Regions from separate parts of the Homo sapiens genome. Here regions 1, 2, 4 and 5 are each linked to region 3. Evidence: chromatin loops called from intact Hi-C (ENCODE). Cell type or tissue: gastrocnemius medialis. All regions are shown on one strand. Links, peaks and the distances in the headings refer to the core of each region. The heading gives the core; the rest is flanking DNA.

Evidence for each region. Peaks named below come from ENCODE experiments on the same cell type or tissue, not always from the same donor. Only the 100,000 strongest peaks of a DNase experiment are listed, where the experiment ranks them.
Region 1: a loop joins it to region 3, with 2.4 times the contacts of the local background. A loop is called at or near these places in 16 of 110 quality-filtered maps.
Region 2: it touches region 3 in a loop (6-fold over the local background); 4 of 110 quality-filtered maps call a loop at or near these places.
Region 4: a loop joins it to region 3, with 2.3 times the contacts of the local background. A loop is called at or near these places in 2 of 110 quality-filtered maps.
Region 5: a loop joins it to region 3, with 3 times the contacts of the local background. A loop is called at or near these places in 3 of 110 quality-filtered maps.

Annotation. Positions count from the first base shown.
Region 1 is chr9:91,190,303-91,196,386 of GRCh38, reverse strand. LOC124902208 (a long non-coding RNA gene) reads right to left here and starts at 3,365. Exons shown (of 2, transcript XR_007061660.1): 1 at 3,271-3,365; 2 at 1-3,009. RefSeq lists enhancers at 426-720, 1,677-2,544, 2,448-2,707, 3,126-3,420, 4,387-4,556. In gastrocnemius medialis, for the core only: CTCF peaks have their summits at 2,916 and 3,116 (motif pointing left); DNase peaks (open chromatin) are centred at 2,596, 3,246, 3,722, 4,167 and 1 weaker place; H3K4me3 peaks cover 2,490 bases; H3K27ac peaks cover 4,000 bases.
Region 2 is chr9:91,097,769-91,103,852 of GRCh38, reverse strand. It overlaps LINC02937 (long intergenic non-protein coding RNA 2937), which reads left to right. Exons shown (of 6, transcript NR_184105.1): 4 at 1,187-2,184; 5 at 5,305-5,431. Among named protein-coding and RNA genes, the nearest start is that of LINC00484, 18 kb to the left of the region's middle. In gastrocnemius medialis, for the core only: no CTCF peak of the experiment used is centred there; DNase peaks (open chromatin) are centred at 1,464, 1,892, 2,802, 3,532 and 1 weaker place; H3K27ac peaks cover 3,708 bases.
Region 3 is chr9:91,298,817-91,304,900 of GRCh38, reverse strand. All of the region lies in intron 4 of AUH (AU RNA binding methylglutaconyl-CoA hydratase), which reads left to right. Among named protein-coding and RNA genes, the nearest start is that of AUH, 60 kb to the left of the region's middle. In gastrocnemius medialis, for the core only: no CTCF peak of the experiment used is centred there; DNase peaks (open chromatin) are centred at 1,499 and 3,660; H3K4me3 peaks cover 361 bases; H3K27ac peaks cover 4,000 bases.
Region 4 is chr9:91,059,915-91,065,998 of GRCh38, reverse strand. LOC100129316 (a long non-coding RNA gene) reads left to right here. Exons shown (of 4, transcript NR_033912.1): 4 at 1-2,705. Among named protein-coding and RNA genes, the nearest start is that of LINC00484, 56 kb to the left of the region's middle. In gastrocnemius medialis, for the core only: no CTCF peak of the experiment used is centred there; DNase peaks (open chromatin) are centred at 3,558 and 5,088; H3K27ac peaks cover 3,210 bases.
Region 5 is chr9:90,918,684-90,924,767 of GRCh38, reverse strand. No RefSeq gene overlaps it. Among named protein-coding and RNA genes, the nearest start is that of LINC02957, 75 kb to the left of the region's middle. RefSeq lists an enhancer at 534-583 and a silencer at 3,272-3,434. In gastrocnemius medialis, for the core only: no CTCF peak of the experiment used is centred there; DNase peaks (open chromatin) are centred at 3,467 and 4,747; H3K4me3 peaks cover 883 bases; H3K27ac peaks cover 2,679 bases.

The sequences.
Region 1 (6,084 bases), core at 1,341-5,340, 110 kb after region 3:
CCACCCAGGCCAACCTTGACTCAGTCAGCCGTCCTTTCCCCCAGATGACCCCTACATGCCTTAAGGCCTCTCATAGACACAGTCACAAACCTGGGCATCCTGCTCAGTAAGCATCACCCCAGGGTTCTGCCCAGCTCTGAGTCCAGATCTCTAGGTCACATCCATTCCTCTAGAGGCCAGGCGTGGCTCTGCAGAACAAAGCGGCCTATGGCCTCAGTGCCCAGTGAGGGAGGCAACCGCCTACTGGGGGCAAAGCATACAAGGGCTCCAGCCCACACCGCATTTCACATCACGGGAAGGGACTAGAGAGTTGATTGATCCCTTGGCCAATCTCGTGACCAATGTTCTTGCTGCTAGGACTCTTTCCTAGAGGAATATTGGAGAAAATTTTTCCGCTGGGGTCTTATCACCTCATTGGTCCATGCACTACTTCATTTTTGTTCGTGCAGTCTTAGAGAGTCCTGGAGGTTGTCAGGGGCTGAGAACAGACCTCTTAAACCTTATTTGGCCTTTCATAGATTTCATGTGGGGAGGGAGTCCATAGTCCACCCTCTCTCCAGATGTCAGCCACATGGCATCTAAGAACCACAGGAAGTAGGGCTTCCAAGAAGGGACTTCTGGTCTACCCTAGCACGTGGCGTCCCCCAGCAAGGGCCTGGACCAGCCCAGATCAGGGGAGGAGCTCAAGGCACTGTCAGGGAAGTGGGTCAACCATGGAGACAGGGCATTGAGAAGGTGCCAACACCTGTATCAAAACTCTTCTGGAGGCAAGTAACAGACCCAGCTTGAACTGAACGAGTCAGGAAAAGGGACTCCCTGTGCCCAGCCAGGGAGCCACTGGACTGCTGTCTCAGGACTCTGGGAACTCAGTCTTTCTTCTCCCATCTCCCCATCTCCTCTGCTATCCAGCTTCCCCTGTGGTAGGAGGATATGGCCCCTGGCAGCTCCCAGGCTCCCAGCCACAGAGCAGGGTGCTCTTAATTGCCACTCTGCTCAGAGATGTTTGGGGAGGATGAGGGCCCTAGGCCAGGGGGGAGGTGTGGTAATTGGTAGTTGGTAGCCCTCATTAGGACGTCGTGATTGGGGTGGGGTAGAAGCCCACCATACCTGGCTTTCAATTCTAGCAGACGGCTACATGGGTATTACTGGGCTTGTTCTTGTCCCTGTGTCTCTAGGTTATTAGTGCATTTCTTTGTTCACCTTTGGACATGCAGGATGGCCAGACACCCGATGTGTGGCTTGTGGACCCCAGCAAACCACAATGCAAGATTCTCCAAACCCCTATTGCCACCAACTGAGTAAATACGCTTGGCACAAAATGGGCTACTGTCTTCCTGGTGCTGTAAGAGTTGTGTTTAATGAAATACCAAGTCATCATTTGATTCATGTTGGTTGTTTGTCATTTTGTTTTCTCAGAGGAAGACAATTGTCCAGTTACTCTCATGTTGGGCTCCTCAAACTATTTTGAAGTTCATATTCAGAAAAATGGGAGCCCGGCTGGGCACAGTGGCTCACACCTGTAATCCCAGCACTTTGGGAGGCCGAGGCAGGCGGATCACGCAGTTAGGAGATCGAGACCATCCTGGCCAACATAGTGAAACCCCATCTCTACTAACATACAAAAAATTAGCTGGGCGTGGTGGTGCGCACCTGTAGTCCCAGCTACTCGGGAGGCTAAGGCAGGGGAATCGCTTGAACCCGGGAGGCGGAGGTTGCAGTGAGCTGAGATCGTGCTACTGCACTGCAGCTGGGCGACAGAGCAAGCCTCCATCAGAAAGAAAGAAAGAGAGAGAGAGGAAGGAGGGAGGGAGGGAAGGAGAGAGAGAGAAAGAAAAAGAAAAGAAAGAAAGATGGAAATGGGAGCCCCTACTTTTTGTTGCTTGAGGAGCAGTTCTAAGATTTTCTGCTGCAAGTGATCAGGCAACACAAGTGAACTTGTCCTAAACAACAGAGCCTGTTTCTAAATACAACTTCTACAGAAGAGAATACTTGTTTTTCTTTCTTCTGAACAGTTGACACGGCCCCGAAGTTATGTAAGATGAGTTAACCTGCAGCGCTGCCACATGTTCTTGTGAGAAGTTAAACAAGGAGAGGAAAACAGGAGGGAGGAAGCGGTAACTTACCAACTTCCTCCCGTCCGAAGTCCTTGATTCCAACTCTTTCCTTCGAAGAACAGACTTTGTGATAACCTTTACTCTTGATTGCTACGTGACAGCAGTGGCGGGGTGGGGGGTTGTAAATGGCACAGCGGCGGGTGCGGCGAAATTCGGGGTGCGGCCCTAAGCCACACGACTTTCCGCTGCATCGAGAGGGTTGTGCATGTGCTCAGCTGAGCCTCGGTGCTTGGAGCAAGCGTGTGCAACCCCAAGGCCCCCGACCGCGACTCGCTGCTAACATTCTGGCTTCACCGAAAGCCAGTGAGTGGTTAAACACTGACTTCTGACCCCTGCTCCTCCGGCGATCTGTCTTGCCCCTCGCATTCCTGCGGGTCCCGGGCTGGGGGACGCTGCCTACGTGCGGCGGCTGCCCTTGCGCGGCCGAAACGCCGGCTGCTTCCTGGAACGCGGTGCAGATAAGAAGCCGCTGCCGGGCTCGGGTTTCAGAAGCGCGCCACCGCGGGTTACAAAACCCTGTGTCATAATTTCACTTCGGATTTTTTTTTTTTTCTTTCCTAGTGCTGGCTTCCCGCAGAAGGACGTTTTGTGTGTTAGGTCCATGTGTGCGTGTGTATTTCCTTTTGGTAATTATTTTGGAAAACGTTCAGAGGCTAAAAATAGAGAAGCCAGAAGCCTCCTTGCTGCGCGACTCGCGGCCCCAAGCTCTCCAGCGCACAGGGTCCTGCTGAGACACAGCGACGACCACCGTGTGTCCCCGAGTGCCCGAGCCCCGTGCCGGGCCTGGCCGCTGAGGACGCGCTCCCCGCCACCGGCTCATTTTCTCGGTTCTAAAACCTTCAATGCCCGTCGCTAGCAACTTAATCTGCGCTCTAACTCGCAGAATTCTTTTGACCTGTTGGAGAAAAATAGCATTTTAAGATGTGGGTTATTCAAGAGGGTGGAGTCGGCTAAGTTTAGTGGACGCTAAAAATAGCCCAGCGGTGCGGGCGGGTCAGGCCTGGGGGCGCCAGGACCTCCGCCCTCACCCTGCCCCCTACGGGCCTACGAGCCGCAGCCCTCCCAGGGCCTGTGCGTAATTCTAGCCAAGGCCCAGTGTCATTTCCAAGAGGTGCCTCTCGGCCGGGTTACTCATATGTCAGATTCCCATTCTCACGTTGTGTTTCACGCAGCAACTGCATTTCCAAAGAAAAGCGTGAGTCACTACCAAGTGGCTGCAGAGGGAGGGGAGGGCCACCATACACCGGAAGAAAGGGGGGGGGGGAAGGGGCCTTTTTATAGCGTTCTGAGCTGGCTTTCTTTTCCATAGGTTAATTTTTATCTTAACTACCAAACTTAGGCTGGATCGCCTTTTTATAAGAAATCTATTTAAATACAAGGGATTATTTGAACTTCTTTTTAAAAAGCCAAGGGCATTTTTTGTGTGGTTCTCAGCTTATAAATAAAATATATTAATAGTTGTTTAATGGGCATTTAAAATGCCAACTGCCTGTGACTGTTTTTAGTGCATTCTTCAAACACCACTTGGAGACCTGAAACTGCCCCCTCGGTTCAGTCCACAAGGGGACTGCCACCTTGCCATGGGCCAGGTATACCCAGCCCAGCGAGGCCAAGCTCATTGCTCTGAACAGATGGTGATTTTCAAACTGAATGCTATTCTGGTGTACTTATTTAGGAACAAGATCTAAAAATAGACTTGAATGAGCATAACCTGCAAAAATAAGTTGTCAGCTTCTTTTTACTCCTGGAGGGTTGAAAACAAAGCTGTCAGCAATTTCTGCGAGCTGAGGAATCTGTATACTTTCTTATTTTAGAGAGAGCTTTTTCAGTGGGACTGTAATTGAGTCCCCTTAAATCTTTGTGTCAACAAATTACCATCTGTTGTTCTAGAGACTCTCAAATTGGTGAGACTCGCTGCTGCTTACTGCCGGGGTGGAGGGGGATGCTATCGTTTGCCCTTGTGGACATGAGCTTTGGAGAGGGAATGGGTGCCGCTGGTATCCGACGTCATTGCAGGAATGAGTCCAGGCTCTGCCAGCCCCCATTACCCAGACCCTGGGGTCTTGTAGAGGTAGTGATTGAGAGATGCCTGGGAGTATGGGCTTGGAGACAGGGGTGGCACTGAGGTGGAGAGGAAACCCCAGCCAGTTTTGGCGGGGCCTCAGGGGAGTCTCAACACCTGTTGGTGGCTGGGGTCATAGTAGCCCAGAGCGCTGGGTTTTGAGTAAATCCATGAAGCGCTCAGCCCTTCTTTATAAGGTACTTGGTGTAGCCTTTGTGGCAGGAAACCACAGGTAATGGGGACAACAGAGGGCCTTTGTCCCCAGTCTGGCACATCCACACCATTTTTCTGTGAAGTGACCGCACGTGCTGACCTAGAGAGAAGTCAGAAATGGAACTGAGCCCTTGTTTCTTCTTGGAGAGGAGTTCCCCTGAATATGGGAAACCGAATGAGGATGGAAATGGCCCCTCTCTCTGGATGGAGGATGGTGTGCAGAGTGGTCCCCAGACTCCGTACCCTTTGGAGGTCAAAAGTCTAGGCCCCAGCAAGCCCTAGACTTGGGATGGCTGGCCCTGGGGCTGCCCATCCCGTCCAGAGAGCTTGCCTGGCTCCCAGCAAGGTTCTGTGCCTTCAAGCAGGGGAAACGGGCTCTGGCCAACAGAAAGTGAAATGAGTGGCATTAAACTCAGCAAAATCAAGTCCTGCAGATCCGCCCCCAGAAAGCCTTTCTCACCCTGGTGTGTTTAATTTTGCAGGTGCGCCTCAACTCCAAACAGCTCTTTTAAAACAATTTGCCCACCAATAGGATTTGCGATTCTGGGGATTAGAAACTTTCTCCATTCAGCATTTACTGTATTTTAACCTCCATGGGAATGCTGTCTCAAAAGAATGGAAACAAATCCTGGTTCCTACTTCCTATGCTCCCAGGAAGCACAGATGTGCACGCATGCGCGCGTACACACACACACACACACACACACACACACACACACACACACAATGTGGAGAAGAGTGATTTCTCCTGGGTTGGGGATGGTGACATATCTGAGGACAGAAAGGAGGAAGAGAGCTGCCCAGGGGCTGGGAGGGGCTCCAGAGCCAGGCAGTGTCTCAGAGGGTTACCTCCACCTTGGGCTCTAGGAACCACCAACTCTCTGCAGTCATCAAAAAGGACAAGGCCGAGGTGCCTGCGAGGTCTGGGCAGATGTCACTGGGGCACTGAGGGGCCTAGAGAAAGTGTTGGCAGCTCCTGCCTTTTCAGTCCCATGGGAAACTGCCCGGCCATCAAATGGTCTTGTGTTAGCTGGTAAATTAACTTAATGTGACCTGTTTGTAAAAGGGGCTGGGGGGTGGGGGGAATTATGTTCATTACGTTTCTCAAGGGCTGAGTTGGGACTGAAGCCCCCACCCCTGCCCCGCAACCTATGCCCATGCATATTCTTTTTAAAGGCAGACATCACTAGATATTGCCAAGAAAAGCCCCAGGTTCCCGAGGAAGCTGCAGTGTGGTCTGGACACCCTTGCTTCCAGCGGGTGACACTGAGGAAGACAGTGGGGAAATGCCATGTGTCTTTCTGACCTAGCAGGATGAATCTCACAGCCCCTTCTTCAGACCAAAAGCACATCAGTGAATCAAAGATTTTTGAATATTTCAAAATAATTTTAAAAGATGCCATCAATAAGTCCAGTTCCTAAATGCATCATCTTTAGAGAAAATGAAATTTTTAAAAGGAATAAAAAGCACATACACAGTGACTGGGCATGGTGGCTCATGCCTGCAGTCCTAGCTACTTGGGAGGTTGAGGCGGGAGGATCATTTGAACCCAGGAGGTTGAGACTTCAGTGAGATATGATGGCACCATTGCCTTCCAGTCTGGGTGACACAGCGAGACCTTGTCTCAAAAAAGAAAAAAGGGGGAAAAAGGGACATAATGCTTCACAAATTAAATGGAACAGGCCAATGAAGCT
Region 2 (6,084 bases), core at 965-4,964, 200 kb after region 3:
TCCATGATAAATTACCCCAAAATATGGTGGCATGCAACAATTGTTTTTTATGTGCATGAATTCAGTGGGTTGGGAATTCAGACGGGAATTCAACTGAAAGACACTGAGGCTGGGGGCTTGCATACCCTCTAGCCTTACTCATGTTATGTGTCTGGTGATTGGAGCTGGCTGTTGGCTTGGGGGCCTCAGTTCTTCCCCGTGCTGTCACTCGATGTCAGCTAGCTGGGGTTCCAGCAAGCATCCATGAGAGACAGAAAACCAGGTGTAAACTCTATGGCTTTTCCACAACTCCCCATTTAGCTTTGGAAGTTATACAGTATCATCCCCACTGCATTCTGTTAGTTAAGATACTTATAAAGTTCTGCCCAGGCTCGAGGGAGAGGTACAGCAGTGTACTAGGGCTGCCATGACAAAGTACTATAGACTGGATGGCTTAAACAACAGAAATTAATTTTCTTACAGTTTTGAGAGTAGAAGTCTGAGATAAAGGTGTCAACAGGGTTGGTTTCTCCTGAAGCCTGTCTCCTTGGCTTGTGGATGCTGTCTTCTCCCTGTGTCTTCATGTGGTCATCCCTCTGTGTCTGTCTGTGTTCTAATCTCCTCTTGTAATAAGGACACTGTCATATTGGGTTAGGGCCTACCTTAAGGACCATATTTAGCCTTACTTATCTCTTTAGAGACCCTGTCTCCAAAGGCAGTCACATTCTGAGATACTGGGGGTTAGGGCTTCAACATATGAATTTTGGGGGAATACAATTCAGCTCATAACAGGAGGGAACATAGATCCCACCTCTTGAGAGAAGGTTAGCATCACACGATACAGAGAGCTTGTGGGATGGCTCATACCAACATCATTGTCTTTGGAAAATAAAATCAGCCAACATGACCTACAACACCATCCTGATACAATTTAAATGACATAGATGAAGGTGATTAATAATGACAGCATCATACTGGTGTAATGTACGTGCAGTAACTTACTGGCCTCAAGGATAGGCCTCTGGTTGAAGTGCCCACATGCCCGGGATACATCTCATCACCTAGGTGGATGATCTGAGCATCTACTGTGTGTAAAGATACACATGGCTGGGATTTTGAACATGAATAGACGTGACCCTTTGAATTAACCTTGAAAACAACTTGTGACTCTAATGAGGTTTTTTTGTTCCTATCTCCCATGACATAGGGCTCAACTCTAAGCTTTCAGAAAGCATCTCTTGAAAATAAAATCTTGGATGTTGTAGCAAGTGCTGTGTACATGCTCTTCAGCTCCTAGCCCCATCCTACTACTGTGAAAGTGCATGCCTGTAAACTGCCACCCTCCAGCATCTTTTTCTGGCCATTAGAGCCTGATTTTCCTGAAGATTCAGCAGGTTGGAATGCCAGAGAAGTAATGCCCTACCTGCACCCAGCAGTGTTCCACCAGTGGCTATGGGAGTGGCTCACACACTCCAGCTACCTTCCTTCATGGGACTGGAACCTGGAGTTCCCAAGAGGGATTAGGCTCTAGTTGTCCATGGGGCAGCTGTTTTACTGTCACCTTCCCTGTCCTGTCTCTCTTCCTGTCTCCACTCCCTACAGTGCTCCCAGAGATAACTTCCCAAATTTGCTGCCTGCCCTTGGATGTTATTTTAGGGTTGGCTTCTGAAGGAACATAAACGAAGACAGACAGATGTGCTGGGTAGCTATGTGTAAGATCACACTGAAACATAGCCAAGAACAAGGCACTCAGCCACTCCCAGGTTTAAAATCAAGTTTCCTACTTTGTCTCTCTGGTCTGAATCTGAGTGAAAGCCCAGGCTCCTGCGTCACCTGGGCCACCTAAGGATCTCCCTCCAGCCTCTGGGTGCTGAAGCTCCACCTGCCCTCACCACATCACAGGAAACCGCGAGCACATCCTCCTGCCTTCTCCAGCAGTCTCTTCAGTGAGCGCCTGCAGAACTGCATCTAGAGCACCGGGCCAATATTGTCACCTTCCCTGTCATGGCTTCCTTCCTGTCTCCACTCCCTACAGTACTCCTGAGAGCCGGGAGCACTCCCTGGAGCACTCCCTGATTCGTTTTATCTTCTGCACAACTGTTTGGCTGGAATAGGAAGCAAATGGCATGGAATTTGCATATGAAAAGCCATTCCCACCTGTGTCCTTGTGTCTGTAAGGATAGGAGGATCCAATCTTCTTATCTGGTAATTGGTCAACTGGGACTGAGGGTTAGTGGGAAACCTGTGTGCCCCTACAGGCAGGAGGGGGACGGGGTGACCCTCTCCGGTGGCTCTCAGTCTGCCAGTGTCCCTGGACTGTTTCCAAGCCCAGGGTTCATCTGGGACAACTGGGCAGGGGGCTATCGCTGCAGCCAGCCCCTTCCTGGGTGTACTGATGAATCAGGCTTCCCTGGGGCTCTGGGGAGGGTGATACCCCTTGCCCTCCCCTTCCAGAGCCTTGTGCACTCCAGGTGCTCACCCTGGAGCTGCCTCCCTCCAGTCTTCCAGACTCAGGCTTAGCTGCCTCTCAGCAGCATTTCCCTTTGCCCACAGAGGCCTCCTCTCCTCTCCCAGCTGAGTGTTCACCACTCTTTATTTTATTTTAAACTTTGTTTGGGTTAAAGTGTTTTCTTTCCTCCCTGACCGTTTTTCTCATCTTCTGCTGCCTTTTCCTTCCAGTTGCGGGTTCTTAGGTTCTGAGCCTGGGAAGCTCAACAGTCCATCTGGTGTTTGTAGATGGCCTCAGGGGACCTGACGCATGTCCACATGCCCTTTGGAGCTGAGGGGTGGATAGGACACCTGGGGGCACACAGTCCCCCACCCCGTGCTGCTGGGACAGGACACACTGACCCGAGGCCCCTTCCGGCTTCCTGTGTGGCTCCTGGCCTGGCCATGGGAGTTATGAAATCAGAACTGGTGACTGCCACATGCCTGGGGCCTCAGCCACAGCCAAAACCTAAACCAAATGAAGTCAAATCCCCACCTTAACCCATCTGGAAACAAAAACAGTCCCAAAGAAGAGAGAGACGTGAGCCATTTTGGACAGGTGTGTGATTCTGAAATTGAGGGAATGAGCAAGAAACAGAAATGCGCTCACCAGACCAGTTGCTGCATCCACTGGGCAGTCTGGAGCCGTGTGTGTGTGTGTGTGTGTGTGTGTGTGTGTGTGTGTGTGACGCTGACGAAGAGTTTTGAAACACTGAACTGACAGGGACTTAGAGGTGGAACTGTGTGACCAAATGCTTTTAAAAACGATTAAACTAACTTTACAGAATTCATCCTGAGGAGGGAGAAATGGGCCCTGTTGTAAGGCTCTGGATGTGGGAATTAAAATGCAGGTACTGGCTTGGCCCAAGAGCTGAATGCACTCTTAAGGAAACTGAATCTTTGCCACAGTCGGCAAGCTCAACAGCGATGATTAAACATTTAATCAGACACATGATACTTTGTTGTGTGTTCATTGTGGCTACAGGAAAGGGTGCTGTAACAGATCTTTAAATAGCAAACCCGCGGCTAAATTTCACTTCATCCATCAAAGGCTGCTGCTATGCAATGACCTAATTTTAGCAGCTTATCAATCCCCCAGTGCTTGTTAGTTGATGTAACTTTGATCCTCTGATGCTAGATGACTTTTGTGCTGAATATAGCTAGAATTTAATATGAATCACTTGGATGGCTGCCCAGCTGAGCTCAACTGTATGAGAGAGAGAGAGAGAGAGAGAGAGAGAGAGAGAGAGAGAGAAATAGAGGATTCGGGCTACCGAGGTGAATAATAATATACACATAGGCTTCCTTTTTTTTCTGGGGCAATCAACTCCATATCTCTAGGCATGTATTTCAAGCACAATACCCTTGGACTTTTGCTTTATTTCTCCCTCCTAAACAATGAGACTCTTCTCCCGGCAAACATACATAGGAGGTAATAATAAGCTGCTACTGCCAAGATCTGATGACAGTGTCAATAATTGCAAGACATTTTAAATGAATTTTTTCTAAGCAAATCATTGCCTTTTGCAGTGAGCGTTTATTTCTACATAGGAAGAGAGGAGCTGAGATGTTACGAAGGAGCAGAGAATATCTTTAACAGCCCTCCTCCTCTTTCATTTTCTAAATTATTAGATTGTGCTTTTTTGGCTTTCCTACTGTCTGGCTTCTCATCTGAATTTTGAGATTTCCTTCCATCCTTCTGGCTCTTTGGCAGAACCACCTGTGTCCCAGGCATCCTTCCTGGACGGATGTGGCTGTTGCCTCACTCTTCTCCATTTGCCCTCATTGACATTATTTCTACCCATAAAATAGGGTCCTGTGGTTTATGTTCTTCATTTTCTGAACCTGGCAGGAAAGCTTCCTAGACAGGAGGCCTGGGCAGACACTGAAACACACCGGACTCCTGGATGGGCCTGGCCCCGGACAGCTTGCTGGGGTCTTGCCCACCCTGTCACTCCACCACTTTCTCATCCAAGTTGGGAGAGTCTTTTCATTTCCTCTAATTTCTCCTTCCAGGATTTAACCACTGCCTGCTTAAAACCTCCTCCACTGCAGATTGGGGGTGGGGGGGTTGGGAGGAAATACAGCTTAATCTGACTTGGCCACTGGTTAGCAGCTTGGTAGAGGAGGAAACAGGACTCCCCATCTCAGGGAAGTCTGTGGATCTCAGGGTATTTCATCTCCCTGGGATTCCTGTGCTATTATCTAGGGTGTCCTTTGAAGAAGCTGTCATGGTACAGGAGGCCTTTTCAATGGATATAAGATGCCTTAAGATCCTGAGAAGAAAGATTCCTTTAAAAAGAGATAATAAGCTTCTGTAATAAAATGTCCCAAATGAAATTTACTTTAAATACACACACTGTTCAAACTAGCTTCTAGGTAGCTTGAGAAATGGCAGTGCCACAGCAGCGGTCCCCAACCTTTTTGGCGCCTGGGACCGGTTTTGTGGAAAACAGTTTTTCCATGGATGGGGGTAGGGGAAATGGTTTTGGGATGAAACTGTTCCACCTCAGATCATCAGGCATTAGTTAGATGATTCTCATAAGGAGTGCACAACCTAGATCCCGCTCATGCTCAGTTCACAGTAGGGTTTGTGCTCCTATGAAAATCTAATGCCACCACTGATCTGACAGGAGGCAGAGCTCATGCGGTAATGCTCACTCACCCGCCACTCACCTCTTGCTGTGTGGCCCAGCCCCCAACAAACCATGGGCCGATAGTGGTTCATGGTCCAGGGACTGGGGACCCCTAATCAATGGGACATTGTGGCTAGAGAGGAACAGAACATTCTATTTTACACTCTAACATTTCAGTAATAACAAAATACTATTTCTACAGACCAGCCCTGTCAACACCTTCATCTTGTTTCACATTTGTGAAGGTCGGGGAGGCATCTGGAGCTTCTTGATGTGTCAGCTCGGAATGCTGCCTGTGGGCTGGGTCGGCTTCAGGCCTGCAGGTCAAGGTAAGGGTGCATCTGTGAGTGCCTGTAGAGCCAGCTCATTCTGAGATTCTGTCCTGGGAAAATCCCGCAGTGGGAGAGTTGGGGAGGGGCAAGGAGGGTCACTTGAGATTCACAGGAGAGGATCTCCGATGTTCATGCCATCCAATGCTCAGACTCATTGGTCATGGTTCAGCTATAACTGTAACGGGGCCAGGTGCTTTGCCTTCTACCCACCAGAACAGATAAGGTGGAACACAGTTTGAGAGGCAGATGAGAAACTCCCTACAGTGAGTATGAAATAATGATGCAAGCACCATAATAATTCAAAGAAACACTTATAGAATGCTTACTGTACCCTCAGGTGCTCTCTAAGTGCTGTCTATAGATAATCTCATTTAATCCAATTCCCTTAGAAGGTAAGTACAGTCATCTCTCAGTATCCATGGGAGACTGGTTCTGGTACCCACTGCAGATACCAAAATCCACGGACGCTCAAATCTCATATAAAGTGGTGTGATATTTGCATATGACCTATGCATAGCCTCCTGTATATGTTAAATCATCTCTAGATTACTTATGACATCTAATACAGTGTAAATGCAATGTGTGTTGTACTGTATTGTTTACATACATTACATACAGTGGCAAAAAAAAAAGTCTGTACATGTTCAGTG
Region 3 (6,084 bases), core at 1,319-5,318:
CTATAATTTTAGATTTACTCACACCTCTGTTACTTGGTGCACAAGTTTTAAATTATATCTCTCCACCAGTACTTGCTTATGAAAGCTCAAGAAACCAGTGTACTTTGTTTTTTTGGCTTTTTTACTTCATTAAGCTGTTTTACTTAATTCTTTAGTTAGAAACATTTTGTAGACGGCTTTCTACAATGCTAATTTGTTAATTAATAATTTAAAGTACCAGTGCTTAACCTATTTAATGATTTGAGAATATTAGTATCCCATTTTTCTTGTTCTTTTTGTATGTGGAACCCAAATTTCTTGTCATTTTGTGTTATATATTTCCTATAAGCTTTAGGTACAAGGTGCTGTTAAGAGTTAAGGAAGGTACTTTCTGCCTTCATCATTGAGTATAAAATCTGCAGCACTGCAGTGAGGCTGTCCTCATGCTGTTGCCACTCATGGTCTTACTCTGCATCACTCGCAGTATTAGGGAGGAGTTGGACCCTATTCCATGTTGCCCACATGCCTTTGGTTTTAGCTAAATCGAGGATTGATTACTTATTTTATGCTGTTTCTAGGCAGTTTTTCTCTTTTTTTCCTAGTAAAAAAGTAAATTTAGTCCTCTTTTCTGTGTGAATCCATACAGCCTGAAATTACTATGACAGGCTTGTATAAAAAAGCATGTGAGAGGGAATGCTAGCTTCCAGCAATTTGTTCTTGGTATAATGACCCTTTCTGTAAGGAATGTTGCTGCTCTTCATCTGTTAGTTTTTCTTCACAACAACTTGTAGAATTTTTCCATTTCATTTAGATTTTAACCTAGTGCTAGAATCGAAGTGTCATATTTAAATACTGTTACTTTTGGCTTTTGGATATGTGTTCCTTTTAAGGTCTGTGGTGCCTGAGACTTCTCACTTTGAACTCCCATCTCTCACCTGTGGTATTATGTTTGCAGCAATGACCCTGGTGTGGGCCTCCAGGGAGCAACAGCCCAGCCAGCCTGCAGGCCTCACTCAGGGCTTGTTTTGTTATTGTGATTTTTTTTAAACCTCAGTGATGGGAATGGGAGAATATACATTAGGATGAAGGTAAAGTTTTAGCCAAAATGAAAGATAATTAGGTATTTATTGTAATTTTCAGTTAACTTAGATTTTATTTCTATTCTTCTTGAAAGATTTTAGTATTCAGACTTCCAGCATAATGCTACATAGGGCCTTTCCCTTGAAATGCTTGATTTCACTGCTTTCTGTAGGAACACTATTCTTCAAGCAAAACCAAATTTAAAAATCCTGTGGGGCTGGGCGCAGTGGCTTACGCCTGTAATCCCAGCACTTTGGGAGGCCGAGGCGGGTGGATCACGAGGTCAGATTGAGACCATCCTGGCTAACACGGTGAAACCCTGTCTCTACTAAAAACACAAAAAATTAGCTGGGCGTAGTGGCGGGCACCAGTAGTCCCAGCTACTCGGGAGACTGAGGCAGGAGAATGGTGTGAACCCGGGAGGAGGAGCTTGCAGTGAGCCGAGATTGCGCCACTGCACTCTAGCCTGGGCGACAGAGCAAGAGACTCCGTTTCAAAAAAAAAAATCATGCGTCTGACACTAACATTTTCCTTTAATAATCAAATTGTTCATATTTTTCTAGAAGCATCAAATAACCTACATTATGTGTTGTATTTATCTGAGAATCGAAAGTAGATACTTTAATTTTCCCCACTTTCATAGTCCCTTGAGTCTAATTATCGTAGGCTGCAGGTCCTACAGACTACTGAAGTGAACCAGGGGCCTGCCTTACAGTTGCTTTTTTCCCTCTTAAAATAGCAAACTGTTTAATTGTTTGCTTTAATTATATTTTTAGGAGCATTTCAAAGGATTATTATCTTCTTTGTCATACCTGGCTCATTTCCTGGTACGAAACTGAAAATAGTATCTGATCCTATTGGTTGCATAACATACTGAGTCATAATTTCTTCCTCTTGCTGTTGGGAATAGCCATTGCTCGTTGGATTCGCAGTTCCTGTTTCATTTATTTGTGCTTATATACAACTGTCATTTTGCTATTCCTTTAGATCTTTGAAATTCATAATCTACCTTTCTAAAGGTGTATTTTATTGAGTTCCTGCTATGATTATTAACATTTTTTTTCCTTTTTTTTGAGACAGAGTCTCACTTTGTTGCCCAGGCTGGAATGCAGTGGCACGATCTCAGCTCACTGCAACCTCTGCCTCCAGGGTTCAAGCAATTCCCCTGCCTCACCTTCCCAGTAGCTGGGATTACAGGCACGCACCACCATGTCTGGCTAATTTTTTTGTTTGTTTGTTCGTTTGTTTTTTTGAGATGGAGTTTCACTCTTGTTGCCCAGGCTGGAGTGCAATGGCGCGATCTCAGCTCACTGCAACTTCCACTTCCTGGGTTCAAGCGATTCTCCTGCCTCAGCCTCTTGAGTAGCTGGGATTACAGTCATGTACCACCACGCCCAGCTAATTTTGTATTTTTAGTAGAGATGGGGTTTCTCTATGTTGGTCAGGCTGGTCTCAAACTCCTGGCCTCAGGTGATCTGTCTGCCTCAGCCTCCCAAAGTGCTGGGATTACAGGCGTGAGCCAATTTTTGTATTTTTAGTAGAGATGGGGTTTCACCATGTTGGCCAGGCTGGTCGCCAACTCCTGACCTTAAATGATCCACCTGCCTTGGACTCCCAAAGTGCTGGGATTACAGGCATGAGCCACACTGCACCCGGCCCCCTCTTTGATTATTAAGTGCTCCCAAGTAGAAGAAATACTAGATGTAAAGAAACCACATATATCAGACTGGCATGTGCTTTGAGATGATGCATACTTTCCTGGATAAAATTTACTACGACAGACATCTTTTAGGGAATAATTAGGATGATGTATAGCCTTAGAATTTATAATATTGTAAAATGACTAATATTTAATTACCCATTGAATACGAATTAAGCTGTTTTACTTAATTCTTTAGTTAGAAACATTTTATAGACAGCTTTCTACAAGGCTAATTTATGTTAATTAATAATTTAAAGTTCCAGTGCTTAACCTATTTAATAATATGAGAATTAGTATCCCATTTTTCTTGTTCTTTTTGTATGTGGAACCCAAATTTCTCATCATTTTGTGTTACGTATTTCTTACAAATTGTAAGGCATATGGTGCCTGAGACTTGCTCTTGGAGCTCCTGTCTTCCATCTGCAGGCCCTGGTCCTCACCTCTGGTATGTCTCTTGGCACCTAGGCTGGCTCTTTTTGCAGTGACCCTGGTGTGGGCCTGCACAAAAGGAAACAAGCCCTGGAATTGTTAAGCTTCTCAAGGGCACACAATTTTCATCCTCTTTAGAAACATAATTTCTCAAATTCTTTCTTAAAAAATCAAGACGAGGTCTCACCATGTTTCCCAGGCTGGTCTTGAATTCCTGGGCACAGGCAATCGTTCGTCCTTGGCCTCCCAGAATGCTGGGATTACAGGCATGAGTCACTGTACCTGGCTCAAATTCCTATTAGACTTAAAAATAGTTTTTATTAATTCCAAAAAGTATAAACTTATTGGAGAAATAAGAAAGATGCATTTATCACTCCAGAGATTCCAAGGGTTTTAAGAGCTGTGTGTCTGGAAACAGGGATGAAGACCAAATATGTATTTCATAATATCACGGCCTCCAGCAGCTACTTGCTGAGTGACTTCAGCACTTACGTAGCAGGGAGGGAGCACCCACTCTTTCTCTGCTTCTGCTCTCTCCATCTTAGAACTCTTGGCAATTTTTCTTTTCTTTAGCTCCATAGGACTGCATATGTTTATTTCTTTATTAAACAAAAGAAGTTAATAAAAAAAAGAAAAGTAGGCAAAATACCAGGATTAATATAATAAAGGAGGAAGAGGCAGTGAAAAACCGTGAGGTTTGTCCCAGATTAGTAAGAACGTTATTGAGTAGCATTGATGTGATGTTAATTTTTGTTTCATATGGGCTGTATGGTAATGAATGTTCTGATAGAAAAGGTTATGCACAGAGTGCCATGTAAGCATAGAGGAAGGGACATTTGAGCCTCGACAGACAAGTAGGGGCTAGCTAGGCATTCTAGGCAGAGCTGCACCTTGTATACAGATATTGAGTCTTGAATGGAGACTTTTGGAGCTGTTTTAAGTAGTTTGGGGCTGGAACAGAATATCTGAGGTTTTGGAAGAGATTAGGCAGGTGTGCAGAACTTAGTTCCAGGTGCCTTCCTGTGCCATGCTAAATGTTTACACCATTTCTATCCTGAAGGTAGAATAAATCATTGAACAGTTTTAAATAGGGGAATAGCATGACTGTGTTTACATTTTAGAAAGATTACCCTACAGGAAAGGTAGAAGATGCATAGAAGGGTGGCAGATTGCAGGTGAAGGAGATTAATTAGGTACTTCCTGCTGGTGAGAAATGATGGGACCCAGAACTTGGGTGGTAGAAAAGGGCATTGGCAAGGAGGACATCTGGGATGACTTCTGAGTGTCTTGAGTAACTTGATGAATGGAGGTGCTACTAACTGAAATACAGCCTAGAAGAAGGATTGAGAAGAAATGGTTTGGACACATGAAGTATTTAAGTGGGTATGTCCAACAGGCAGGGGGCTGTTTGGGTTTGAGGTAGAGATCTGGAAATCATTGGTGGTAGTATAGGTGGTAAAAGTTGTGGATGAGAATGAGATCTCCTGGGAAGAGCTTTTATTGAGAGGGGAAGAAGGCTGAGAAATTACCAGAGGTAGATGGAAAGGCAGGAAAAATGAGGGACCCAGCAGGCAGTGAAGGGAGGAATACAAGGAGGGAGTGTCCAGGATGGATGTCTCTGATCTTTTGAGGCAGTACATTTAATAGGTACTGAATATTGTCCACTGGCTATAGGACAATCTTATAATGTCATTGGTAACTGGAACAAGAATGGTCTTGCTTGTTTGGAGGTGAATGGGTATGGTGGCATGGGTTTACTCTACTCCTCTTAGAAGCTGGTCTGTAAAGGAGGTGAGCTGGAGGGCCTTAGCAAGGCCTAAGGAAGGCTTCTGACGGGTGAGACTTGAGGTTGGAGAGATAGTAGGTTGAGGAGGTCTAGAAATAAATGATCTCTAGACAGGTTTTTAGGAAGGAAGAGGAGTTGAGAGTCGGTAACCAAAGTCATTACATTCTACTTGTAGTAGCTCAGGATGACCTTGGGAAGGACTCAGTTTAACTTGCTGTTTTATATTTTTATTGATTTTTCTTTTCTTTTTTCCAGATAAAATTCACTAGATATTGTTTGCACATTAAACTCATTTCCAGACTGCAAACCCTGACATAGCTGTTATTTTTTTCACTAAGTGTTCTGGAAAGCACATTTTGAATTTGTCCTGTCCTTTCAAGTCCCTCCCCACCCCCAACCCCTAAATGTTCAGACAGGTACAGATAGTGAAATACTGCCTGTGCAAAAGCCCCTTCCACGCCTGCTCTTCTGGGAGTGCTTCAGGCGGCAGCTGTGTATATGTGCTCCTTCCTGGCCTTTTCAGACTTGATCTTCAATAAGTGATGAATTCCTTTATTTATGAATAAAACTCAGTGTACTTCAGCAAATTTGTATATTTTAAAAGGAGTCAAGGAGTGAGCCTCTGGGGGATTTTACATATCAGAATGGAAGAGAGAGATTTTGGGGGATAGTACCTTTTTATTGTTTTTGTTTGTTTGTTTGTTTTTTGAGACAGTCTCACTCTGTCACCCAGGCTGGAGTGCAATGGCACGATCTTGGCTCACTGCAATCTCTGCCTCCTGGGTTTACGCGATTCTCCTGCCTCAGCCTCTTTGAGTAGCTTGGATTACAGGCACCCGCCATCATGCCTGGCTAATTTTTGTATTTTTGTAGAGATGAGGTTTCACCATGTTGGCCAGGCTGGTCTTGAACTCCTGACCTCAGGTGATCCTCCCACCTCGGCCTCCCAAAGTGCTGGGATTACAGGCGTGAGCCACAGCGCCCGGCCGATATTACCTTTTTAAAATCCACTTTCTGTTATATATTAACATTGGCCAGCCTTGCTTCACATTCCCATAGTCAGAAATAAAATTAATAGAGTTCTGCTTTTCAGAATAACTAATAAAAC
Region 4 (6,084 bases), core at 1,123-5,122, 240 kb after region 3:
GCTCCTGGTGGTGGGAAGCCAGCCTTTGGTGCCAGCCTGGCCCAGCACCATCTCTTGACTCCTGACCCCACCAGAGGGTGAGGACTTGGTGTGAGCAGGGACACAGCAGGTCCCAGGAAAGTCTGCTGAGTGAACGGGTGAATAAAATAGTCTCAAACCCTGTATGTTATTCCCTCCTTGCCCCTACTCAGAACTCCTCCTCACTTCCAATCGGAACTTGTCTCCTCTCTGCCAGAAGGTCAGCCCTGGTGATTCCTGGAGTTCATGCCTCCTGTCCCGCCATGGTTCTGTGGACTGCTGGCTGTTGTGGGGAGCTATCTTCCTGGTGAGCTTTGCAGGGCAGGGTCCCAGCAGGAGAGCAGAAGCAAGATGCATGGTGCAGATGAGGGATTCTTTCCAGTGGTTAGACCCTGCAGGACCATGGGGGAGCTGGGCAGAAAAGTACAAGGGGTGTTGGAGAATCTGAGAAAAGGCATCAACCAGCCTTCCTGAATCCCTGGCCTGTGGCAAGAAAGGCAAGTCAGAGCATGGGCCATGGGGCACAAAGGGGAGTAGGTGGGGTCTATGGACTGCCACCACCTCTAGCATAAAGTCCAGGCTCAATGTCTGCTGCTGGGCCTGGGGCCTCTTGTGGTCAGTGGGAAGGGTCAGGCCCAGAGGAGGGAGGGCAGCTCTGTGTTTGCTTGTCACTGTAGAGGCCATGACAACCTTCAGGGTACAAGCTGCTGCTTCACTTCCATTTTGCAAATCTCAGGCAGAACCCCTCTTTTGGCCAACTCTCTACATGGAAGAGGGTTCTGGAAAGATAATCCCAGTTACATCATGTGTGACCCAGGTTCATCATGTAATACTAACTGCCGTGGCTGGATCTCAGATTTCTTTGTGTGCCATTGAGTGTTTTACCCAGGGCAGATACAAATGAGTGATGGGGAGGAAACAGGCTAAGGGGGCAAATGCAATGCTTTTGTTGACCCAGCCTTCATTATGGGTTCACTACTGATCACCATACCAGCAAATGCTGCCTCCTGCCCCAAGGCCGTGATAAGGAGCACTTGAAAGCAGTCTGTCCATTTCCAAAATATTGTCACTTCAAGAATGATGTGTAAATGGCATCATACAGTGTGGAACCTTTTGGGATTGGCTTTTTTCACTCAGCATAATTCTCTGGAGATTCATCCAAGTTTTATGTATCAACAGTCCATTCCGTCTAATGGCTGAGTGGTGTTCCACAGTCTGGGTGTGCACACAGTGTTTAACCATTCACCTGTGAGCTGAAGGACATCTGGGTTGACGATTACACATTTTTGACTACTACAAATAAAGCTGCCATGAACATTCATGGTGCAAGTTTTTGTGTGAATGTAAGTTTTCATTTCTCCGGGATAAATGCTCAAGAACACAACTGTACGGGCGTTGCATATTTAGTTTTATGAGAAATGACTAAACTGTTTTTCGGAGTGGCTGTACCAGTTTACAGCTCACCAATACTTTATTATTCCTAAAATAAAATATTACTAAGTTAATTGTCGGGGAGGGCAGTGGTGGATGTGGCCATGAAAGGACAGCAGGAGGGATCCTTTGGGTGATGAAAATGTTCAGTATGTTTGGTATCTTGACTGTGGGGGTGAATACACCAATGTATATGTGAGAAGATCGTATAGAACTAAACACACACACACACACGAACACACACACACAAACACATACACACAGATGAGTCCTTGTGCATATATAACTGGGCAATCTGAACATGACACATGGGTTGCATCAATGTCAATACCTGGCGGTGAAATCGTATTCTAGTTTTGCCAAGATGTTACCACTGGGAAAACTGGGTAAAAGTAACTGCATGTGAATCTACAATTATCTAACAATTTAAAAAATTAATTAACAAGTGTCTAAAATACATGATATTTGTTAAAAGGCAAGCCTATGAAAAACATGATACATTATTAAGAGTTAGGCAAATGTTGTTGTTACTTGCTTTTCTGCTTTTGGGGGCCAAGTACTGGTTACTAAGATTCCTAGCCTCTTCCGAAGGCGGTCCTTCCTCCACACAACTGCAAGAAGAGGCCTTTTCAGTGTAGACCCTTACTTTACCCCTCCACCCCAGGGCCCATTTTAGGGAATAGAAAAGCAATTTGGAAGGATTAGACTGAGGGACCCGTGCCTCCAGCAGATAGGCCAGCGGAAGAGCAGTCAGTGCTGTGGGAGATGCTGCGGGGAGGAGCGTGTCTGCGAGGAAGGACTGCTGGCTTCAGCACTTCCCGATTGGAACTTCATGATGGAATCCTTGGCACACCAATGCTAAAAACCAAGTGTGAAAAAAATCACCCTAGAACCTGCTAGAGTGATACTGTGGAGGATCTGTGGGCTGCACCGCCCACAGGGACTGCCCTGTATCAGCATGGAGAACTGATATCCCATGGCAGGGCCACTGGGTAGCGGCTGCTGCTAAGTGGGGGTGCCGGATGCGTTCCTTGGTTCATCTTCCACTGATGTTTTGGAAATTGGGCTCCGTAAGAGCACCCAGAAGTGCTTATTAAGAACCACCCGTGCTCTGCTGGTTCCTGAGGTGCCAGATTCCCTCCAGGGAAATGTTGACCTTTGTGATAGACTATCTTATGACCAAAAGCTTCGCAGCATTAAAATGTGATCCATCTCATTAGGTTGTCATATGAAGCCTATAAATAACTCCAGAAATGAGATCCTGTGACAGCTATTTATTTTCACTCTTATTATTTAACATAAATATTGGCTATTTATAGCCAGGTCGTCAAGGCAGTCATTGCTTCCCCCATCTTATTATTTCTCTCACTCTGACTTGGGAAGTGGGGACTTGAACCTGGAAGAGGGAGAGAGGTCCAGTGGGGGTGGCCCCCGCTTCTTGGAACCTGGTCTCCTTAGGGACAGAAATTTTCCTACCCCATTTATACTCTGGTTATCTTGCTGAGAAGCTTATTGCGTCTTCTCCATCTTGGTATTCTTATACGTGCATGTTTTCTCTCCCAGTACGTTTGAATTTGAAAGAACCGTGAAGGCTCTGAGATTTTACCCTTCTTGCAAGCTAGCAATCATTTTCACTGGTGCTGGCAGAAGATAGGAGATTCCTGGGTCAGAGACAAAGGACAGTTTTTTACTGACAGCAGTAAGAGTAGCCAAGGTAGCTGCACTTTTGTGCTGGTTCCCTGAGCCCCAGATCCCCCAGGGCAATGTGAAGAGGGTCAGGTGATGCCTGCATGTGCATCGACCGCAGGAGAGGAAGCCTGAACTCAGGGAACCCAAAGTTTCTGTAAGCAGGTGTGAAAGGAAAATAAAAACTTGGGACCCCAATTACTCTGTCAAAGGGAAAAATTAAGCTAAAAGCTGAGTCATGCAAGAAACTGCCTTTCCTTTTGTTCCTAAGCAGACAGCTATAGACGAAAGGTAAAAATATCTCCAATGTGTTTTCCTGAATTAGCTCCTCCCTGAAATTGTGCAAGTGATGGCCTAGTCTCACCTCTACTGCTACCAAGCCATGTGGCTGTGTGTTGCAGCCATGGATAAATGACATTTGGCTCTTCCTTCAGGAAAGACATGCTGTTGGGCTGTGAGGAGCACACGTAGCTGACAGCCTCCAGCTGTGACACCTTCAGGAGCCCTTGCAGCATTTAAGCTGAGGCTGTATTTTTCTTAGGCAGCCCTCAACCAATGCCTGAAGATGACAGGGCAACAAGGCCTGGACATCTCTGCCCACTGTAGGGCTTCTCTATGTTCTCTCTGTGCTGGAGCTTCCTGTGGGCCTGGCGAAGACTTTCTCTTGGCTGCACCACCAGCTGAGGCTCTCCTACCCCATCTTTTTTCCTTCACTCTCACCTGTTAGAGGTGTCAGCCTGCACCATGGTGTGAAGGTTTTCTTTCTCTGGATATCTTGCTTTCTCTCCGCATATCTTAGGTGTTACTTCCAATAAATCTTTTGCACTTCAAACTCTGTCTTGGTGTCTGCTTTCCAAAGGACCAAACTGACACACTTGATAGAAACCACCACTCAACTGAGTGGATTAGAAGAATTAGCTAATGAACGTGAGGCAGAGCGAGGTTTCCCCTAAGACTCCCTCTGAGCTTCTGTGGGGAATCTCTGAAGTATTGCCCATCTTAGCGATATTCTAACATTGACTTCCTAGTTCCTAAGTAACCTGTTCACAACCCATCAACTTCTTCCACGAACCAGGGACAGACTGTTTGAGCCCATGTCCACAGACTTCTAGAGTTGCTTTTTGCTCTTGCTCCTTAAGGGTTCAGCTCAAGGTTGCCTCCTTGCCCAGATCCCCCAATAACTTCCTCTTTCATTACTCTAGTTTGTAAATATCCACATCCTCTGTTAGATGGTAGCTTTTATGGATGTAGGATCCACATTGTTGCCAGTGGCCAGAACAATGCACACAGTAGGTGCTACATAAAAATTTGCTAAATGAATAACAAATGACAGATGCTCCAAATGATTAATTTGCTATGTCCTGAGTCTAAAAAATGATTCCAACTGGCTCCTTATACTCCTCAATTCTTTTTGCTTACTCCTCTCTCAAATATCCTCAGGGAGTTATCCTATAAAACATTGTCATCCTTGTCTTAAAAATTAGCAGTATTACTTTGCACTCACAGTGAGTTATCAATTGTCACTCCTGCAGTGGAAGAGAATCTGAGTAACCTCCTAGTTGGTGACATTCAGGAGCTGTGGATGTCACACAACAGAATTTGTAGCCTCTGGAAAAAGGTTTATCAGCATCTATATGGGAGTCATTCCAGCCCAAACTGTGCTGAGACATGAACTTTCACGTGATCGCCTCTGGAAAAACCCACAAAGACGAGAAAGGAAGTCCTTAGCCTGAAGGACTTCCCCAGAGAAGAAACAGTTGGATTTGTTGGAACTCTATTTGTTGCTGAGATGTGAAAGTTCTTTGATCAGTCCGATGGCCATTTCTGAAACCACAGTGATCCTCCACTCCCCTGTTTTTTCCTGGAATGGGCCCTGATAATTTCAAAACATTCCTATTTTTTTCTGCAAGCCAACACCCTTCCTAAGTACACAATGTTTATGGGCAGTCAGATGGTTTGGCGTATTTCTCAAACCTCTGAGGATGGCAAGTTCAAGTTGTCTGTGCTGTTATATGGCATATCTAATAATCCACACCTCAACACTTGATTTTAAGGTTAGCAAGCCACGAGAATGCTCTTTGAATCCCCCTGCATGTTTCATCACTTCATCTCTATTTCCCTTTAACTATGGCCAGCCAAACTGTAACCTGAGATTAGGGTTGCTGTCAGAGAAAACAAAGGAAAATAAACAAACACATTGGCCCAATGCCCCATGCTACGATTTTGAAAGTCGTGGGTATGCTTGCTCAATGAAAAAATTCCCCATAACCAGTCATGACTCATTCCCACTTGCTGCTTGCATGGTTTGGGAAAATAGTCTTTACTTATTTTTTTCTATATTAACATGAAATAGCATCATTCAAGCTCATCATCAATACTTCATTTTACAAACTCCCTGACAGCCACCTTCAGCCTTTTGATCACTAATCTTGTGTTGCTTCACTACCATGATCATTACTAATGCTGAGGTGTTTGGGCTTTATTTTTCCTTTGCATTTAGTCAATTGTTTTAAATAAATAAATAATGTGATTTTACTGTATGAATTGTTTAATATTCTGCCTTTTTTCCTCAGTATTTTATTGTGAGAATTTCTCCATTGCTGCTAGATATCTTCAACATATCACTTCTATTTTTTGTAAGATATTTATTATAGTATTATACCATGGGTCATAACTTATTTGGTCATCTCTTATGTTTTGACATTTAGAGTGTTGTTAAAATTATACTGTTATAAGTAATGCTACAATGAATCTCATTTGATATAAATCTCTGTGTAGTTGTTAGGATCTTCTAGGCTTAAGCTGATAAACATCCTTTGTTGGACATCTTGTTCACATCCTTTGTAAGAGAACAAGAAATAAAGCTTTGTTGTGTTAAGCCACTGAGACTTTGGGGCTGTTTGTTATTAGCTGTATTTTGCATAGTTAGTCGGTGACCAGGCTGAAGAA
Region 5 (6,084 bases), core at 1,358-5,357, 380 kb after region 3:
GTGCTTCACTCAGGGATAAGAGGGCCTGGCACTTGGCAGAGGCCACCGGCCCTGGCCCTTGAACTGTGATGGGATCCCTAAGCGCTTTCCCTACGGTGTCAGGGCTCTGAAGTTGCCAAGAGGACAACAGAAAAACGTGTTGGTGTGGTGGTGGTTGTTTTCAACATGAAAACTCCAGATTATCCGGAACAATGGTAACCCCCAAGAGCATGTGGACTTTTGACGAGGAGGATCCAGGGATTCTTCTAGAAGGTATTCAAAAGGACAAGGAGAGCAAAGTTTATGAGATCAGAGAGATCAAAGACCTGAAGGGCAGTGCTTGGTCCCAGGGTCCTAGGAGGAGAGAACCCCAGGAAGAGGAGGGAATGTCGCAGAGCCAAGGAAATATGCTCCCAACTTGCAAACTTTCAAAAGTTATAATCCAGCATTTAAAAAATTATTACTGATACATTTGATTCATGAAAAACTGACTGTTCCTGAGGAAGAAACTCAATTACCTCTTAGAAACTCTTAAAAAAAAATCATCCCTAGACAAAAGAAGAAAAACCAATTCAAAACTTCCACTTCCTCATTTCTTTGCGGCATCTCAAGTGCCCTTAAGGAAAACACACACACACACACACACACACACACACACACACTGAGACACACAGACCTATTTAAAAACAACAGGTATTTTCACATTGGTGCTCTGACCTATTTCTGGATTAGAAACTGGATTGCATGTCCACAAAGCCATCTCCCCACCTGGTGTTTGCTCTACACAGCGGTTGGGAAAGTACAGCCTCAGGGTCTAACAGAAAATGCATCTCTTCTTCTTTTTTATGATCGAATGCCATGAATTTACTAGTTTATAGCATCTACTTTTGCATTATATACGGAGGCCAAGATTGGAGCTTAGCCCAGTCTTTTCTGGAAATGGTTCTTTTGAAATCAGCAAGTCCGCTTAAATAAAAGAAATATTCCTCTGCCTTCCCTGGTGACTTGCATCCTCATTTTCATTCTTTTTCAAGACTTTGTCAAGAAGTCAGTAATAGGAGGTCTGTTCCCATTAAAGAGTGTGGTAGTGTGTAAGTCCCTGTGAGTCTATCTGCCATGAGGACCCTTCCATATGTAGAAACATGACAAAATAAATATTTAGGAAGGAATTTCAAAGAAGTTCAAATCTAGATATCCTCATCAGGGATAATACAGGAGCTTGAAATACATGTGCAGATCACCTGGTTCATTAACTGTTGAGACATGGGCTGTGAGGATCCAGGATCGCTCAGCCCAGCAATCACAGAGAAGGCCCACTGTGTGGTGAGGCTGCAGAGGGAACACCAAGGGTCCAAGCGGGCACCTCTAGGGTTGCAGGGCATCTCTGCCTCAATTATTGCCTTTCCACTGTGGATTTACACACTGTATTTCCACAAATAAAATTTTATTTTACAACATTTATCTATGCTAAAAAGAGTTGAAAACCACTGATCTATTTGAGGCCTTTATTTCACTTGAGCAGGGAGAAACATGACTGGTCAGGGATTCTCAAAGAGGAAGATAATCAGATAGATGAGAGCTGTCAAACATGTCAGCAAAATGAATGCTACGAAACAGTGGCATTCAACTTCAACAAACGGAACTCTCCCTGCTCAAGGAAACAGCTAAACACAGCAGTTTAAAGTTTTAAAGGTGATCATATTTAACATGTTTGAGAAGATTAGAGAATGTAAACTATCCTTGAAACAAGAAGAGGCTGTTACAAAAAAGAACTATAAAACTTTGAAATTTAAAAGATGATTGTTAATGAAACCTAGCAAAACAGACGTGATTGAAGAATAAATTAGTGAACTGAAAGACCAAGGGGTTCTTGTAGAATGTCATTCATGGGGACAAAGAAATCCAAGTAAGAGACAATTGACACGAGCGGGAGCTAGACGTTTCTTTATGTATTTACTAGGAGTTCCAGGAGGAGAGAACAGAGAGACTTGAGGGAGGAAAATAATTAAATAACTGATAGAAGAAAATTGATCAGAACTTTTCCAGTTCAAAAGCAGGGCCAGCTTCCTGGATATGTGGCCCTTGTGGTCACGTAAGGCTCTAAGCTCAGAAGGACTCTATGCTTGTCTGATTCTCATCTGTTGCCATCTTGAAATGCTTCATAATTTGATCTTTGAACTTGGGTTTTGTAAGTGAAGTCCGACGGAGCCACAAACCGTGTGCATGTGCAGAGACACAGGTGATATATGTGTCCCCGTTCCTTGCTGCTCCATTCACGCTCCCAAGGCCCATGCATACAGAATTCCAGTGGATTCCGGTGCAGTTCAGCGACACTGAAGGCGAGTAGAAGGTAATCGTGCTCTACCACAGAAGGAGGGGCATATGGAAGCCGTACAAAGCCACACACGATCTGTTGGAACCAGAACTTGTTTCAAATGCCTAAAGAAGGCAAAGGCCTTCTAAGAAACAGAACAATGAAGGCATCCTATCCCATCCCTTCTTACCTGGGCTACTTCCAGTATTCGACAACCACGAACTTTGAAAATGATGACATACGAGGAAAGATGAGGACAGGGCAACCCAGAGTTCCTGTCCTTCAGTGCTTTCTCCCTCATTAGTCAGCTGAAGATAAGAGGGTGCTGGCGCACGTGCATGTAGCAAGAAGTAAAATACAAACAGTTGAGCTACTTTTCAGCAGCATTGTCGCTGTTATGGTAGAAATGAAATACACATGCATGCTCGAGCCACATAACACAAACCATAATTTCAGTGATTCCTCATGTGAGTTAAACACTTTTGTATTTGCATTTAAAACTAGCATTGCACAAATGATAAAATTCATGCTAATACTTTAAAATTTTAACTTGGAATGACATTAAATAACATGAAAAATGCAGCACATCAAGAAAGAGACTCTGGAAGAGAGGAAAAAGCTGTATATTTTAGTATTGTTATGCCTTTTTCTTGCTTTTTGAACAGGACTTCCACATTTTAGTTTAGCACCAGGTTCTGCAGACCAGATAGCCAGTCCTATTTAAAAGGGCCCACCAACGCATGGCAGAATGCATTTTAAAAAGATTTATTTTGGAACTTCAAAGGTAAAGAGAAGTTTTTGAAGTTTCCAGAGAGAAAGAAGGGTTAATTTACAAGAAATGAAGTGCCTGCGGCCAGCAATGTGGAGCTGGGTCAAGAGCGCTGTGGCTCTTTGAGCATAGGGCACCGACTGTGGCTGGCCAGGGCTTGTGTGTGGCCCAGGGCTTCTGAGCAGGCTCATCCCTTCTGAGCAGGCTCATCCCATGTCTTGACCTGGTCTGGAAACCAAAGGAAGGTGCAGCGGACAGCAGCTGGGGGGCAGGGGTAGACTGGGCACACGAGGCTCATTGTGAAATCCCAGGGCGTCTCCTGGGAGCTTGTCTGCACAGAGCTGGCAGGGCCAGTGCTGGAGCCAAGCCAGGTTCCAGAAACGTGCCCAGACACAGCTTGGCAAGGTGGTGGGCTGCAGCATGTGAGGACAGGAGGAACACAGTGTCCCTGAGCTCTGCTGCTCCAGAGCTGGGCTCCGTGGAAGAACCAGGAGGCTGAAGAGGGTGAGTGCACCAGCACTGAGGTGCGCCATGGGCTGCTTTCGAGGCTCAGGTTTCCTGTGTCAGTGGATGGGCAGGGCCAGCTCTGTGTGCTGCGGGTTTGTGCGCTGAGACACAACACATGCAGACACACACAGACATACAGATACATGCAGACACACAGACTCATAAGACACACATGTACATACAGACACACAGATACATGCAGACACACAGACTCATAAGACACACAAGTACACACAGACACACAGATACCCAGATACACACAGATACACAGACTCATACAGACACACATGTACATATAAACAGACACACAGATACATACAGATACAAAGACTCATACAGATACACATGTACATACAGACACACAGACACACAGGTACATAGATACACAGACTCATACAGCCATACATGTACATACAGACACACAGACACACAGACACATGCAGACACACAGACTCATAAGATACACATGGGCATACAGACACATAGATACATACAGATACACAGACTCATACAGACACACATGTATGTAAGACACACAGACACACAGATACAGATACATGCAGACACAGACTCATAAGACACACATGTATATATAGACACACAGACACAGATACATGCAGACACACAGACTCATACAGACACACATGTACATACAGACACACAGATACACGCAGATACACATAGACATGGACATACACATGTACATACACACACAGACCCATAAAGGGACACTTAGACACACAGACACACATACAGACATACACGCAGACATACATGCAGACGTATATACGGACACACACACAGACACAAAATGGAAACTTTTTCCTTGGCTCTTCAAATACAGAAAAATCATCCAAACAATTCATTTTGGCCAAGCCAACTCATGCCGGCATTAGGAGTTGGGGGCCAATGCAGAGAGTGCAGCTCTGCCTGCTGTCCTTCTCCTTTACTGCCCTGGTAGAAGCGCTGATGAGCACGGCAGCCAAGGCTGTCCAGGAGGGGATGCATGGAGCACAATGCTTGGACACAGTCCAGCCAGCAAGGAGAGGCTGGCTGGGTCCCTCCCAGGGCACCCAGACTGTTCCAGGGCTGTGGGAGGCCCAAGAGAGGAACAGAGCGACCCGTTTCCCGAGAGCTTGGCAGCCTCAAAGTAGTGGGGACGTCATGTTCTGGGGCCCGAGGGAGAGGTCGTCAGCCATAGAAAGAGGGAAAACTATGTGGGGAAGGAGCCATGGGCTAAGGTTTCAGGCCCCAGGAAGGACTCGCTGGAACAGCACGGGCTGAGTGGGAGCCCATGCCAGGCCAACAGTGAGGCCTGGCATGGGAAAGTGCCTGTACAGCCGCCTTGTGAGGAGTCAAAGACGTGGAGGACATGCCGGGAGAAATGAGCACAAGCAGGTTTCCGTGCTGCCGAAATTCTGTGCATCCTGAAGATGCTTCATTCCAACGGAGGGAATGCAAGTCCACAGAGGTTTCCAGAAGTCACCAACCATGGAATGCTTTCTCTCTTCCACTGACAATACCCATGCAAGAACACGGCAGAGGCTGAAATGGTCTTGGGGCAGGGGAGAGACTCCGGCCTCGGAGGGTCTCACCCTACTGCACAGCACATTAAGCCCACCCTGCGAGGTCGACAGAGGGCTGAAGCTGAAAGCCCATTGTATGGGCAACAAAGGACGAGCACCCAGGCTGGGTTGCCTCCAGTCTCTTTCCTCAGTGTGGCTTCCTGGGCAGAAAGCACATGGCTGGGTTGATCCCTATGGCAGGCCCAGGCCAGGTGAGGCAAGTGAGTGTCCTTAAGCTACGCCCCAGTGTCCCCTTCTCTCACCTCAGCCCTGGCCCTGGCTGAGGAGAACAGGTGGTCCTCAGCCATCTGGGGGTGATGGCAAGCCTGGAGCGGGTTCCGTGCAGATCACATAAGAACAAGGCTGAAGTACTAGGGACACTCACACAGCCCCGGCTTCCCAGGATGGACCTGGGGGTGGCAAACGGCTCTCCATCCACAGGGACCCCTGGGCTGGGCCATGTAACTGTAGGGCATTGCCAGAATCAGGGTCACCATGGGCTGGGCACTCAGAGGCTGTTCCAGGTGGGAGTCCACACTCCAGGCCCAGGGCAGTGCCTGCCCTCCGTGGTAGAAAGAGCTCATGCCTTTCTAGCACAACTCCTGAAGGGTAAATAGCTACAAGTGAAGGGGCACCCTATGCAGGGAGGACAGTCATCAACTGTCATCAACACTGACTTTTTGTTTGTTTGTTTGTTTTTGAGATGGAGTCTCGCTCTGTTGCTTTGTCACCCAGGCTGGAGTGCAATGGCACAATCTTGGCTGACTGCAACCTCTGCCTCTTGGGTTCAAGCGATTCTCCTGCCTCAGCCTCCTGAATAGCTGGGATTACAGGTGCATGCCACAGATGGCTGTGACATGGCTGGTTTCATACCCCCACAGTGAACTACGCACATGCGGTAACTGTGGCTCAGGTGGTACGGAAGGCACAGTAGGAGGCTCAGGTCATCT